2 separate regions of the Homo sapiens genome follow, and region 2 is linked to region 1. The links are chromatin loops, found by intact Hi-C in ENCODE. Cell type or tissue: OCI-LY7. All regions are shown on one strand. Each heading gives the region's core, and the rest is flanking DNA. Links, peaks and the distances in the headings are about the cores only.

Region 1 (7,637 bases), core at 3,384-5,883:
ATATATGCAGATATATTTAATGTTAACAGCAAATATCTCTGGAAAATAAGCTTACACATATAATTCAGATTTTAGATTTTGAATAGAAGCAGTTTTTACTATGCAAGAAACTACTTATTTGATAGTATAGCAATTAAAAGTATGAGTTATTTAAAGAGCTGATGAAAGTTATAGACTTGATCCCTCTGAGGCAGATTCACCCATGATATTCTATACATAAATATAGATCTGTAGATTAAAAGATAGGACTCGTATATGTAGCTAGTTTAATAAATATTTAAGCTGCAAGTATAGAGATAATACAGACCAGATACCAAGGTGGATGTTATATCATAATGTAAAATCCACAGAGATGATGGGTAAACACCTATTTTAAAGTTTATAACACATCACATGCAGCAAGCTCTGCAATAGAAGAGTGGGTGCAAGATTTAGTTTAGTCTTCCTTTGCATAGGAATTCTTCTCTCCCATCTCTCTAACCTTTCATAATTGAAGTGGAGAAATGAAGAAAGAGGATAGGGAAATTCAGATTTGAAGATACTGTTATTATGATATACCGTCATAGCTCTCTTGCTAGGAAAAGCTTGAAAATTGACTATTTTACTAATGAGTTTTTGCAGGTTCTTCAAAAATTCTCCCCAATTCCTGAGTCTCTCTCCCCAATGGTTCCCTTGGTGAGAATAACTACTCAGAATTTCTATTCGTTATTTAGTTTTGCCTCAGCACTTAGAAACCCCACAGTATCACCAATTTCTCTCCACTGATATCTAGCATGTGCTAGGACTGCCTTTGGAATAGAATATTACAATAAAAATCCATTTCCACATCCTGAAACACTAGCTTCATCTAATATTTATATGCTCTGTGTGTAACACATGAAATCAAGAGTCTCAACTCAATTTAATCTGCATTTTTAAAATAAGAATGATAGCAAATTTCAGAAACTATCTTAGAAATTGATGATTCTTGCATAAATAATGAAATTGAGGAATAAATTAAGAAGTTCTTTGAAACCAATGAGAACAAAGAAATAACGTACCAGAATCTCTGGGATGCAACTAAAGCAGTGTTAAGAGAGAAATTTATAGCAGTAAATGCCCACATCAGAAAGCTAGAAAGATCTCAAATTGACACCTAACATCACAACTAAAAGAACTAGAGAAACAAGAGCACACAGATCCACAACCATCTGATCTTCAACAAACCTGACAAAAACAAACAATGGGGAAAGGATTCCTTATTTAATAAATGGTGCTGGGAAAACTGGCTAACCATATGCAGAAAATTGAAACTGGATCCCTTCCTTACACCTTATACAAAAATTAACTCAAGATGGATTAAAGACTTAAATGTAAAACCCAAAACTATAAAAACCCTAGAAGAAAATCTAAGCAATACCATTTAGGGCATAGGCATGGGCAAAGACTTCATGACAAAATTGCCAAAAGCAATTGCAACAAAAGTAAAAATTGACAGATGGGATCTAATTAAACTAAGGAGCTTCTGCACAGCAAAAGAAACTATCATCAGAGAAAAGAGGCAACCCATAGAGTGGGAAAAAATTTTTGTAATCTATCTATCTGACAAAAGTCCAATATCCAGAATCTACAAGGAATTTAAACAAATTTACATTAAAAAAAACCATTAAATGTGGGCAAATGACATGAACAGACACTTCTCAAAAGAAGACTTTCATGTGGTCAGTAAACACGAAAAAAAAAACTCAACATCACTGATCATTAGAGAAATGCAAATCAAAACCACAATGAGATGCCACCATCTCACTCCAGTCAGAATGGCAATTATAAAATGTCAAGAAACAACAGATGCTGGCAAGGATGCAGAGAAATAGAATGCTTTTACACTGTTGGTGGGAATGTAAATTAGTTCAACCGTTGGAGAAGATGGCGTGGTGATTCCTCAAAGATCTAGAACCCGAAATGCCATTTGAACTAGCAATCCCATTACTGAGTACATACTCAAAAGTAATATAAATCATCCTACTACAAAGATAAATGCATGCATATGTTCATTGCAGCACTACTCACAATAGCAAAGACATGGAATCAACCCAAATGCCCATCATGGATAGACTGGATAAAGAAAATGTGGTACATATTCACCATGGAATATTATGCAGCCATAAAAAAACAAGATCATGTCCTTTGCAGGGACATGGATGGAGCTGGAAGCTTTTATCCTTAGCAAACTAATACAGGAACAGAAAACCAAATACCGCAGGTTCTCATAAGCGGGAGCTGAACAATGAAAACATATGGACACAGGGAGGGGAACAATGCATACTGCGGCCTGTCAGGGTATGGGGTAGGGGGAGGGAGAGCATTAGGAGAAATAGCTAATGCATGCAGGCCTTAATATCTAGGTGATGGGTTGATAGGTGCAGCAAACCGCCATAGCACATGTTTACCTATGTAACTAACCTGCATAGCCTGTACATGTACCCTGAAACTTAAAATAAAAATTAAAATTAAAAAAAGAAATTGATTATTCTTTTTTAATTATGAAGAATAAATCATTTTATTAATTGAATCCAAGGTCTGTTATTCATGTTAAATATATCCTTTAGAAGTAATATTAGAAGAGGTGGCTAAATAATTTTGTCAATTGAGATTGCCCAGAAGCTTCTTCAGTTTTAGAAGTTGGAGAAGATGAGTTAAACCCAATAAAAGTCACTGGTTAGTGATTTATAGACAATGTCAAGTAGTCTATGAATCATTTAGGGGGTTTGAATTGGAACTCTACATATAGAAAAAACATGTCTCCTAGTCTCCCAATCACTAGTGCTCTTAGAACTTCTCTTTCATCATTTAACAATTGCAACTACAACACAAAAACTTTCTTCATTTTCAGTCCTATCCAACAAACCCAGAATCTCCCCACTGGGATTTATTATATTCATACTGTTTCTAGGCAGAAAATAGTTTTCATTAAGATGTAAATTTAATGAATTTCTGAGCAACTTGTTTCTGCTCCATTTGGCATGGTGCCTTGCCGGCTTAGTCCAGGTGCTTCCTAATCGTCATAAAAGTGGAAACAAAGAGCCGAAGACCAGCTTTAAGCAAATGTTTTCTGTTAGACTTTTCAACCTGCCAATAACTTTTTCATGTTGTTTGCTTTTTATCAAAGCAATTGGGAAAAAAAATAGAATTCCATGATCTTTAGATGAATAGATGTTTATTTTAAATTTAGGAAGTCCCTCACCATCTCATTATTTTTATCCCTAGCTCAAACATGAATGGAAACATGCTTAAGAACAGCCACGCTGATTGAAAATTTGTAAGAATTATACATAAAACATACATATGTGAACAATTTCAAACAAAAAGGGAACACAGAAGACTAAACATGACACTTAAGGAGAAAATACAGTGACATGTTATAGAAAAAATTAGAAATATCTACAATACAGAGAGATCTGGAAAACCCTTCAGAAATAAACAGCAGATGATCTTAAAAGAAGAATGATGTTGCCATTTGATTTCTTAAAGGTTGCACTGAAAGAATTGAGTCAAGAAGTTAGAATCTAAAATTTTATAACGTAAGTGTAAGGATATCATAAAAATATTCTCAGATAAACAAAGCCTAAGAAACTGTACCACAATAAATGTAACTTTTAAGAATTCTTGGAAGAAGCATAAAGCAGTAGAATAACATAATGAATAAGTTTAAAATCCAGCTCCTCCATTTGATAGCTCTGTCATTGATGACCTCAGGTAAGACATTTAACCTCCTTAAACTTTAATTTCGTCATCTTTAAAGCAGGAACAATGATAGTACATATCCCAGAGGACTATGATGATTAAATAGATTAATGTGGCCAGGCGCAGTGGCTCATGCCTGTAATACCAGCACTTTGGGAGGCCAGGGTGGGTGGATCACCTGAGGTCAGAAGTTCGAGACCAGCCTGCCCAATACGGCGAAACCCCGACTCTACTAAAAATACCAAAATTAGCCAGGCGTGGTGGCATGCTCCTGTAGTCCCAGCTACTTGGGAGGCTGAGACAGGAGAATTTTTTGAACCCAGGAGGTGGAGGTTGCAGTGAACTGAGATCACGCCACTGCAGTCCAGTCTGGGCGACAGAGCAAGACTCCATCTCAAAAATAAATAAATAAATAAATAAATAAATAAATAAATAAGATTAATGTATTTCATACTTTTATAAGACTACAGAAACAACAGTAAGCATTCTATTAGTGTTGTCTACTAAAACCTTTTGACATCATATTCAATGGTGAAAAGAAGATAAAGGCATACAGATTGGTCAAGAAGAAGTTTAAATTTCCTTATTCAAAATTACATAATTTTGCATATAGAAAATCCTAAGGATCTAGCCCCCTTACCACCCTCAAAAAACTGCTAAAACCGAAAGATAAATCTAAAAAAATCTTGGGATACAAAATTAATATATAAAAATCAATTTATTACTATATACTAACAACAGAAATTGTAAAATTAAATTTATTTTAATATTAAAAGTACCATTTATAATATCAAAATAAAGGTATAAATTTTATCAAGGATGTTTAATATTTCTACATTTAAAACTACAAAATATTGCTACAAAAAAATCTAAGTAAATGAAGATATCCTAAGGATTCCAAATTTTAAAAGAATGTGTTCCTTTGGGTGAAAATAACAACATATTGTAGGAAAATAAATCAGAGATTTTCCTAGTAAACTAGTGCATGCGGACAACTCAAACTACCGCAAGGTGGCAGCACATCCCCATGATAGCACCATCAATACTTGGCCTAGTCAGTGGTGAAAAGTCATGATGGGCTTCTGAGAGGATGTTCCTATTAAATCCTAAGTATTCGATCTACAAAGAACTAGGATCTTTTGATCAATTGAGCCCACATTTTCCTTCAGAGTCCAAAGAGGAAACTGAATTTCTGAAAATGTAGGCGACTTATCAAAGGTCAAAAATAGTTCATGACAGAACCAGGATTAGAACCTGATCTTTTAGTTTCCAGGGCAGCTCCTTCACAGTATTATAAACATTCACTGTGGCCTTTCTCTATCCCAGATCCTCTAGGGACTGTTATTTCTAAGAGAAATGATACGGTGGAATAACAAAATATGTAAACTAAGTAGTGAGCAAAATTTTTGCTTAGGTCCTCCTGATAGAGGCAGGAGGCAGAGAAATTCTAGGCAGACGGGGCGGGTCCCCGGTGAAAACCCACCTTCATGCCAAAGTGGCCTGAGACCTGCAGCCCAAAGTGAGAACTTCCATTCCTCTTTGCCCACTCTCTCCCAATTGGCTCTTTCTGAGTAATGTCTTTTTACCAGTCAAACATGGCCTTTTCCAAAACTACCTATGGCCTGCCCCCACTCCCATCCTGTGCTTATAAAGACCCCAGACTCAGTCAGTAGAGAAGAGAGGCAGCTTGACTTCACTGAGGTGGCTTGACTTCAGGGAATAGCTGGCTGGACTTCGTGAAAGAGCCAGCCGGACTTTGGGGGAAAGACTACCTGCTTGTCCCATCCCCTGTCCAGCTCCCCTGTCCACTGAGAACAATTTCCATCACTTAATAAAATTCTCCGCCTTCACCATCCTTCAAGGCTAACCTCATTCTTCTTGTCCAGCATCCAAGAGCTCAGAACCCACTGAGTGCAGGTACCCAAAAAAGGCTGCCACATTGGCTCTTTGCCCTTGCCAGCAGAGGGCAGCCACCCCACACAATGAGGCAACGGGCCAACCGAGCTGCTAAGACACTGCTGTCTGCAGATGGCAGAGCTATGAGAGCACTGCAAACATGCCCTCTGGGGTTTTGGGGTGGCAGGCACCCCCACCTGGGCACCACTGCAGGCTCCACACTGAGCTTGCTCCTGCTGGTGCCCAAAGCAGCTGGCTGGATCCCACTCACTTACTCACATGCTCTCTCTCACAAAGGGTTGAGTGTGGTGGGCCAAGTAAACAGGGCACCCCTGTCATTAGTCTGACAAAGGGGCTGAGAAAAATCCTGCATCACTCCAGACCTTTTTCTAGTTCCAGCTCTCCCTGACCTAACACTCTCCTTTCAGTATCTTCCCATTTCCTACCCCCTTTCCCACAACAAAATAGGAGATATTCTGATATCAAGAGCCTTATTCGTATTTTGGCTGAACTTCATTTGTTTATTTTGATGATAAAAGGAATGGATATCTCTCACGTTTAAGTAATATTGGGCTATAGAAGTAGATAAACCTTTTACTTGACCTTAAAGTCAGATTCTCATTAAAGCTGAACCCAGTCAGGTAACTAAATATTCTGGTTTTCCTGGGCCTGAGAGGTTTCTCAGTTCTAAAACAGGGAAAGTTCTGAGGTGGGCAACCAGGATGGTTGGTCACCCTAGCTCATTTATGTGAAACTGGGGTTTGTGGTGTGATGTACAACATGATGGACCAGACAAAACAAAATGCATCTGACCATCCCTTTTTGTACCTCTTGCCATCTCTCACTTCACTTCAGCCAACATATATAGGACTACTAAATGTAAGGCTCTGCTATGGTTTGAATGTTTTTGTCTACTCCAAACTCATGTGTTGGAAACTTAATCATCAATGTAACAGTGTTGGGAGGTGGCACCAAATGGGAGGTGTTTAGGTCATGAGGGCTCAGTCCTAATGAATGAATTAATGTTGCAATAAAGGAGCTTTTGGAAGTGGGTTCCCCTTCTGCTCTTCTGCCATGTGAGGAACAGTGTTCCTCCCCTCTGGAGGATGCAGCATTCAAGGCACCATCTTGGAAGCAGACACCAAGCCTGCCAGTGTCTTGACCTTGGACATCCCAGTCTCCAGAACTGTAAGAAATAAATTTCTCTTCTTAATAAGTTTCCCCAGAATACACTATAATGTATTCTGTTACAGCAACAAAAAACTAATCAAGACACACACTGTGCTAGGCCACAGGAATTCAAGGATGAAATATAGTATCCCTACTCTGAGTAGGGTAGCAAATTTTTGCACAAATATGATTCCTGGACAAAATTTTTACTAAATCTGCTTTAGGAAAATTCTCATATCAACCTGGCTTATTTTACAAATACAGTAAATCAAATATGTATATACCCTTTTGTGCCTATTTCTAACAAAACATAGTCATTTTTTTCAAAACTGTAGATAGCTTGTGATAATAGCTAACTTCTGCCAACTCCTTACCAATTTTCTGGAATTCTGCTCTCTGTCTGACTCTAATAACTCTTTGAGGGAAAATCTGTTATTGTCCTCAGGCTTCAAACCAGTAAATTGAGGACTAAATAAGAAAAGTACAATTAATCAAGGACAACATCATACAAATAACAGTGGGAAAAGTAGGTTTCAAGCCCAAATCTGTTGACTCTAAAGCCTATGCCCTCACCCACTCCACTGTACCACTTCTCATCTAGAGGGGATCTTGTTCTGTCAAAAACTTTCTGCATTAATGAAAATGTCTTATATCTGCTCTTTCCAGTATAGAGTAGCCCCTAGCCACACATGACCATTGAACATATGAAATATTGACTTATGTGACTGAGGGACTGAATTTTTAACTTTATTTCATTTTAATTAATTTAAATAGTCACATAGGACTAATGGCTACTGTATTGGACAGCACAGGCCTGGGTTTGTATTATGTCATGTGAATGTAACAGA
Region 2 (7,637 bases), core at 1,948-4,447, 370 kb after region 1:
CCATTGTGGAAAGCAGTGTGGCAATTCCACAAAAACTTAAAACAGAATTACCACTTGACCCAACAATCCCATTATTGGGTATATACCCAATAATGAATTGTTCTACCATAAAGACACATGCATGCGTACGTTCAAAGTAACACTATTCACAATAAAAAAAGACATGGAATCAACCTAAATGCCCATCAATGGTAGATTGGATAAAGAAAACGTGGTACATACACATCATGGAATATTACACAGTCATAGAAAAGAAGAAGATCTTACCATTTGCAGCAAAATGGATACAGCTGGAGGCCATTATCCTAAGCAAACAAACACAGGAACAGAAAATCAAATACCACATGTTTTCACTCATAAGTGGGAGCTAAACAACCAGAACATCTGGCTCTTAGAAGAGGAACATCAGACACTGCGGCCTACTTGAGAGTGAAGGGTGGGAGGAAGAAGAGGTTCAGAAATACCTACCAGGTACTATGCTTATTACCTGGGTAATAAATGATCTGTACACCAAACCCACATTACACACAGTTTACCTGTATATCAAACCTGCACCTGTACCCTTAAACCTAAAATAAAAGTTAAAAAAAAAAGAAAAGAAAAGAAGATGGTCTGAATGGCAAAATGGATAAAATTAAAATCAAAACTAGTGAACTGAAATAGCAAGGTGAGAAGTTCTTCTGAAATGCAGTATAAAAGATAAAAAGAAATACAAAGAAAAAGTCATGAAGGACAGATCCAGTGGACGAAACATGATTTGGCACAAACAGATTTAGCGTCTTTTGGGTAAGGTATTTTTTCCTCGTAAGGAACACCCCACATTATCTTAATAGTCCCTTGTATCTAATATTCCATTTGCCTGATATTAACATAGCTACAGATTTCCTTGGGATATTAATTCCTTCTCTTTACTTTCAGCATTCTGTGTCACTATGCTTTCAGTTGTGTTTCTTTTTAATGATATGAAAAATTTTGGTTTTATAACCAATATGAGACTCCCTAGCATTTTAACTGTTCAGTTTAATTTTTGCATGTTCGTGACTACCATATTTGGATTTATTTCTTCCATCTAAGTTTGCCTTTTATTTGTAATGTTTTCTCTTTGCTTTCTTGTTGTCCTTTCCTTCCTTCTATGGGACTGAACATATTTCTGAAAAATAAATGGACGGGAAAAGATAGACTCTAGTACTGGTGTAGGGATTGATAATTAGCCTAATGCAATTTTCAGCTAAGGGAAATGTCTGGAGACATTTTTGATAGTCACAACTGAGATACTGCTGGCATCTAGTGAGGAGAAGCCAGGGACGCTGCTAAACATTCTGCAGTACTGAGGACAGTGTCCCATAAGAAAGAATCATCCAGTCCCAGATGTCAATATTACCAAGGTTGAAAAACTCTGGTCTAATAGAATAGAATAGAGATCCCAGAAACATATTTTTGCATATAAGGAAACTTGAGATACGCCGAAGATGACATCGCAGATTACTGAGGAAAGAGGAACTATTTCATAAGTGGCTTCAGAGCAACTGATTGTCCACGTGTAAATAAACCACTCACGTTCTCACTCATAAGCGGGAGGTGAACAATGAGAACACATGGACACAGGGAGGGGAACATCACACACCAGGGCCTGTTGGGGATGGGGGGTCAAGGGGAGGGACAGCATTAGGACAAATACCTAATGCATGCGGGGCTTAAAACCCAGATGAAGGGTTGATAGGTGCAGCAAACCACCATGGCACATGTATACCTATGTTACAAACCTGTACGTTCTGCACATGTACCCCAGAACTTAAAGTAAAATTTTAAAAAATAAAATAAAATAAAACTATATGCCTACTTTAATCCAGGTAGATTAAAGCCTTAAATGTGAAAAATAAAATGTTTAAACCTTTAGAAATATATACAATAATATTTCTATAACATATAGGGGTAGAGAAGCCCTAAACAAGGCTCAAAAAGCCCAAATTATACAGATACATTCTGATGAATATGACTGCGTTAAAACTTAAAACTAACCAAAACTGTCACCATAAATAAATCTAAGAGACAAGAAACAGACATAGAAGATACTTTCAACTCATATACCTAAGGAATAGTAGTCAGAATATTATAGAAAACTTTAATAACCTAATAAATTAAAGCAAAGTCAAGTGAGAATAGAAAAATGAGCAAAAAAGAGTAAAATGAAATTCAAAGAATAAATGCTAATGACAATAGGCCTATGAAAAGAAGCTCAATCTCACTGAAAATTAGAGGAATGCAAGTTAAAACATGGAGAAACCATTTTCATATTTATTGTATTTGCAAAATTTTTGTCTGATTATAGCAAGTGTTGGAGCAAATGGGAAAAATCAAATACATTTTGTACACCACCGCTGCTGAGCATTTGGCCCAATCATTTGGAGAACAACTTGGCAATGTGTACTAAAGTTGAAGATGTTCATATCACACAGTCCCACAACTCTATCTTATGTACACAACAGGTAAGAACAAAAACATTCTTGCTGGTTTTTTTGGTTTTTTTTTTTTTTTGAGACAGGGTCTCTCTCTGTTGCCCAGGCTGGAGTGCAGTGGCACAAACACAGTTCACTGTAACCTTGACTTCCTGGGCTTAAGCGAACCTCCCACCTCAGTCTCCCAAGTAGCTGGGACCACAGGCATGCACCACCACTCCCAGCTATTTTTTTTTATTATTATTTTTAGTAAAGATGGGGGTCTCACTATGTTGTCCAGGCTGGACTAGAACTCCAGGCCTCAAGCGATACCCTCCCAAAGTGCTGGGATTACAAACGTGAGGCACTGTGCCCAGCCTGTATTTTTAATAAGAGAAAGAAATAGAAAACCAAAAATTTGTCAACTGAGGAATAGATAAGTCAGCTATGTTCATACAACAGAATATTGCACAGAAGTTTAAATAAATGAACTAGAGATACACTTAGCACCAAAAATAAAGCTCAGAAGTATACTGTAGAGTAGCGGGGAGGGAAACAAGTTTCAGAAGAAAATGAAAGTGTGAGACCATTTATATAAAATTTTAAATCTGCAAAGCAATCCCGTATAATATATATGGGATTATATATTATATATATATAGTATATATATATAACTATTATATATATAGTTATAATGGATACTATAATGTATCCATTATAACTAATGGATACATGGTTACGTAACAAAAACTAAAAGCATGAAAGGCGAGATTAAACACTAATGAAAGTGGGTAGTTCTGAGTGGAAAGAGAGGATTCTAGGGTAAATTAATACTGTGCTGTTTCTTTTTTAAAAATGTTAAATACACAATTAAAATTTGATCTAGTAGTAGGTTCGTCACATGGGTATTCAATATATTATTATATTCTTGTGTATTTATTTGAATTATTTCACAAACTAGATTAATTGTAATCAGTTTTAAATACCTGTCACAGAATCATCAAAAATGAAATTCACACAGGCATTCAGCTAACATCTCAAAATTTAGTTGTCCAACAGCACCCTCTGCTGTTCTGTATAAGCTAGGACCAATTATTTACAGCAAAAATCAACACTGAAAAAGCTGGAGAGGTCTCTCCATATAGTACTTCCCCTCTTCCACCCCAGCAGCAAGCAGCCTCTGCATCAGAAGTACCATCTTTTGGAATCTGGGGAATATGGTAAAAACACATAGTTTGTGACAATTATTCTGTACAAAGATTTTCTCCCAGGATAATGAGGAGCCAGGGGTTTGAGGAAAGGTGTCTGTGCAGGGCACACACCCCAGAGAGAAGTCTCTGGGCCCCATGGCATCAGTATGTCATAGGCAAGATAATAAAAGGGTGGGTGGGGTAAAGGCGACACTGAGTGAGTGAAGGGCAAAGCTAGGGTCTGAGCTGCCAGTGGCCTGAGAAAAATCTGATTCAGCCCCTTTATTTACAAATGAGGACTTTGAGGTTCAAAAAGATCTCTTCCTGGATCACCCAGTGACTCCAAGTCACACCAAGAAATGCACCCAGGGAAAGGGAATTAGATACATGGTAGCACTCTGTCCTCATGTATGAGTCTTCATCAAGTCCTAAGCACTTACGTAGATGCTGCACTCTATTCCTGTTAATATGCTCTCCTTTCCCACCGTCTTTACCATGAGCCAGCCGGGCACATGAGGGGCTGTCACAGAATTGCCCTCCCATATTAGCTCAAAACTTAGAGCTGCTTAGGGCTTTGCCCTGGGAGGAGAATCTCACTGAGGGAGATGCTGCTGGACAAAATAGCCTGCCAAAAAGATCTGCCTCCCTGTACATTTCCTATTGCTGCTTAGCAAATTACCGCTAACTTAGCAGCTTAATAAAACAACACAGACCTCCCCATTCTAAAGATCAGATGTCTGAAATGGGTCTCACAGAGCTAAAATCAAGGCATCAGCAGAGCTGTATTCCTTCTCCAGGCTCTGGAGGAGAATCCATTTCCTTGCCTTTTCCTTAGCTCATGGCCCCGCTTCCTTCTTCAAAGCTGGCAATCACATCACATCACTCTAGACTATGCTTCCCATCTCCTTCTCTGACTCTGACCCTCTGCCTCCCTCTCTTACTCAGAAGGACCTTTGTGATTACCCACATAATCCTGGATAATCCCCTATCTCAATGTCAGTTAGATTAGCAAACTGAATCCCATGTGCAACTTTAATTCCCCCTTGCTATGTAACATAACATAATCACAGGTTCTCGGGATTAGGATGTGGACATCTTGGAGTGGGGGGAGCATTTTTCTGCCTACCACATTAGTCATAGCCAGTATTGGCTTGAAGAAAGGCTACATACTTCAACTCATGGTCTTCCCCTATCCTTTCCTGATAGTCTTCTCTCTGTGTGTGTGTGTGTTTCTCTCTCTCTCTCTCATTTGCAGACATACATATGCACATACACACACACACACACACACACAGGCCTTATCTCAATTACCAGCCTAAAAGTGCGCAAATAACCTCAAGAACAAGAATTGTATCATTTAACTTTCAATAATTTCACATATACAAGATGTCCCTCCCTCTCTGCATTACCACCAATGAGCTCTTCTATTCCTCCAACATCAACCGGCCCTTCTGAGATTCCTCTACAGCTCCAAGCCCCTCTACTTCCTGCATATTTCTATATCCCCTCAGGACATCGTTGAGCAAAAATTATTTTCATTTCAAGACATATTTGTTCAACACCTACTACATGCCAGAATTGTACACAAATATTCTTGCCCTCAAGGAGCACAGTGTCTACAACACAGGTCAACACACATGCAAACACACACACATACACACACACAAGCCAATTGCAGAGCTCAGTGCTGCACTGAAGAGTGCATGAGTGTCAAAAGGAAATAATTAACTCAAGCCTAGGAGGCGTGGAGAATCCACACAGGAGATGTCTTTTATGCAAGGCCTTAAGAACAGATAGCATTTTGACAAGAGAAAGGAAAGGAAATAATTAACTCAGGCCTGGGAGGCGTGGAGAATCCACACAGGAGATGTCTTCTATGCAAGGCCTTAAGAACAGAGAGCCTTTTGACAAGAGAGAAGGGTGGGAAGAGCATTCCAGACACAGGGAGTAGGATAAATAAAGGCAAGGAGATGGGAACATCTTGGAATGTTCAGGAACAGTTGGATGTGCCTTGAATGAAAGCAGTGGATGGAGGGAATAGGGTTGGGAAATGAGGCTAAAAGAAGTTTTAATCAGGTGAGAAAAGGCCTCAATGTCACTCTGAGTGGGTGTCCTGATTCTAGCGTTTCCGTGTTTCCTCACTGCTCTCTCCCACCATGGAGCCTGGCACAGAGAGTTACCAAGACAGGCAGAGGATTGACTGACCAGTTGACTGACCAGAGTTTCAGGGAGGGCTTCTTCCTCTGTCCTTTGTAGACAGGGCCCCAGCCCCCAGGATTCCCAGAAAACTCAAGGACAGCAGTGACATCCTTGGTCTCTTCCTACCTAAGAAGGAAAAGGGTGGGATAACTTCTCTGAGCCCTTTTCCCTCTAATTGTACCTGTATCTTTTGTGGACCTGGAACAGGAATTAAAAGAAATTAATGAATGTGTAAGCAAAAACTCAGTTGTATGTAAGAAAACCCAATTCCCCCTGAGAAAGAGAAAGAGGTGGAGTCCTTTAAAAATTAACTCCCTGTTTTTCTGCCTGTGGCTATTGAGCCTTATCTCTCCCTTTCCCAGGCATTGTGAAGACCCTGTTTCTCTAGCTGTGCAGCTGCAAGGTCACTAGACAGATAAACCCAAGTCATAAAACATGTTTTTCCTTGAAAAATAAGAAATAATGTAACGCATGTCTCAATTAAATAACTGCCTTTGTTTCTTGATTCTGCAATATGCTTCCCCCTGCACAGATCTCCCCCGACCCCACAAAATGCTTAAAAGGTAACCTGACTCTTTGTTCAGGGCTCAGTCCTTTGTATGGTAATCCGACTGGATGGGTGCACCTAAATAATAATAAATCCTCCTCAACCCCTCAGTCTCTCTGATTCCTAAATTATCCCACTGCAGAGCTTGTCCCTTTCTCTGTGAGTTACTCTTTCAGAATTCGAGGGAGGCGTAACTGACTGGAAAAGGCCAGAAGACAGGAGGGATCCAAGGTATGTGGCAAGGCTGGAGGATTTCTGGATTCATTCACCACCTGGAGTTCCTGGAATCATAAATAAGATCAGAAGAGGTGGACTCGGCCAGGCGCAGTGGCTCACATGGTAATCCCAGCACACTTTAGACGGCCGAGGCAGGCAGATCATGAGGTCAGATCGAGACCATCCTGGCTAACATAATGAAACCCCATCTCTACTAAAAATACAAAAAATCAGCCGTGTGTGGTGGCATGCGCCTGTAATCCCAGCTACTCGGGAGGCTGAGGCAGGAGAATCACTTGAACCCGGCAGGTGGAGATTGCAGTAAGCCGAGATCACACCACTGCACTCCAGCCTGGGCAACAGAGCGAGACTCCGTGGAGGAGGAGGAGCGGGGGTGGGGAAGGGGGAGGGGGAGGGGAAGCCTCACCCATACTGTATTCCCAGCACTAACTTCTTCCATCCATTCTGATGGGACCTCCATGATATTTTGGCCCCTTCACAAATTATATCACCCTTTGAATCCTCAGGGCTCCCAGAGGCGTTCCCACCCCACTCTACGTCCCCTTTCCCTGCTGACAAGCCCCGGATCAGCCACCCCTCAGGCCTCTCCCTCCATGAAGCTTTCCCAGATTATCCTCACACTCCTCAAAGCTGATGACTCCTCAGGGCTCCTGATGATTCATTAGGAATTAATAATTTAATTTGCAATAAATCAGCTAGTGATCTTGATGGCAGGTGAGGAAAACTGATTAGTCACTTTCCACACATAAACCAGAACTTCTACATTTCGTGCATTGAGTGTATTGAATCAGGAAATCTAACCCAGAAAGGGAAGGTGGTCAAGACAGGGATGGAGAAGCCAAGGCACCGAAGGTGAGAGAAAAGGCATCAATGAATTATCTATGGCAGAGAGTCAGGAATAGGTGGCAGGAAGAGTCAGGGGCAGGGTGATATTGAAATGAAGAATTTCATTAATGGAGCAAATTTAGGTAGCGAATTAGGCCTGTGTGTTGCCAATGCAGTTGAGATGAAACTTACTGGAAAAGAGGA

What was found. Peaks named below come from ENCODE experiments on the same cell type or tissue, not always from the same donor. Only the 100,000 strongest peaks of a DNase experiment are listed, where the experiment ranks them.
Region 2: a loop joins it to region 1, with 7 times the contacts of the local background. A loop is called at or near these places in 34 of 110 quality-filtered maps.

What each region holds. Positions count from the first base shown.
Region 1 is chr12:55,070,347-55,077,983 of GRCh38, reverse strand. No RefSeq gene overlaps it. Among named protein-coding and RNA genes, the nearest start is that of OR9K2, 52 kb to the left of the region's middle. In OCI-LY7, for the core only: CTCF peaks have their summits at 4,726 (motif pointing right) and 5,683 (motif pointing right); DNase peaks (open chromatin) are centred at 4,753 and 5,703; H3K4me3 peaks cover 227 bases; H3K27ac peaks cover 553 bases.
Region 2 is chr12:54,698,261-54,705,897 of GRCh38, reverse strand. No RefSeq gene overlaps it. Among named protein-coding and RNA genes, the nearest start is that of DCD, 54 kb to the right of the region's middle. In OCI-LY7, for the core only: CTCF peaks have their summits at 3,296 and 3,503 (motif pointing left); a DNase peak (open chromatin) is centred at 3,497.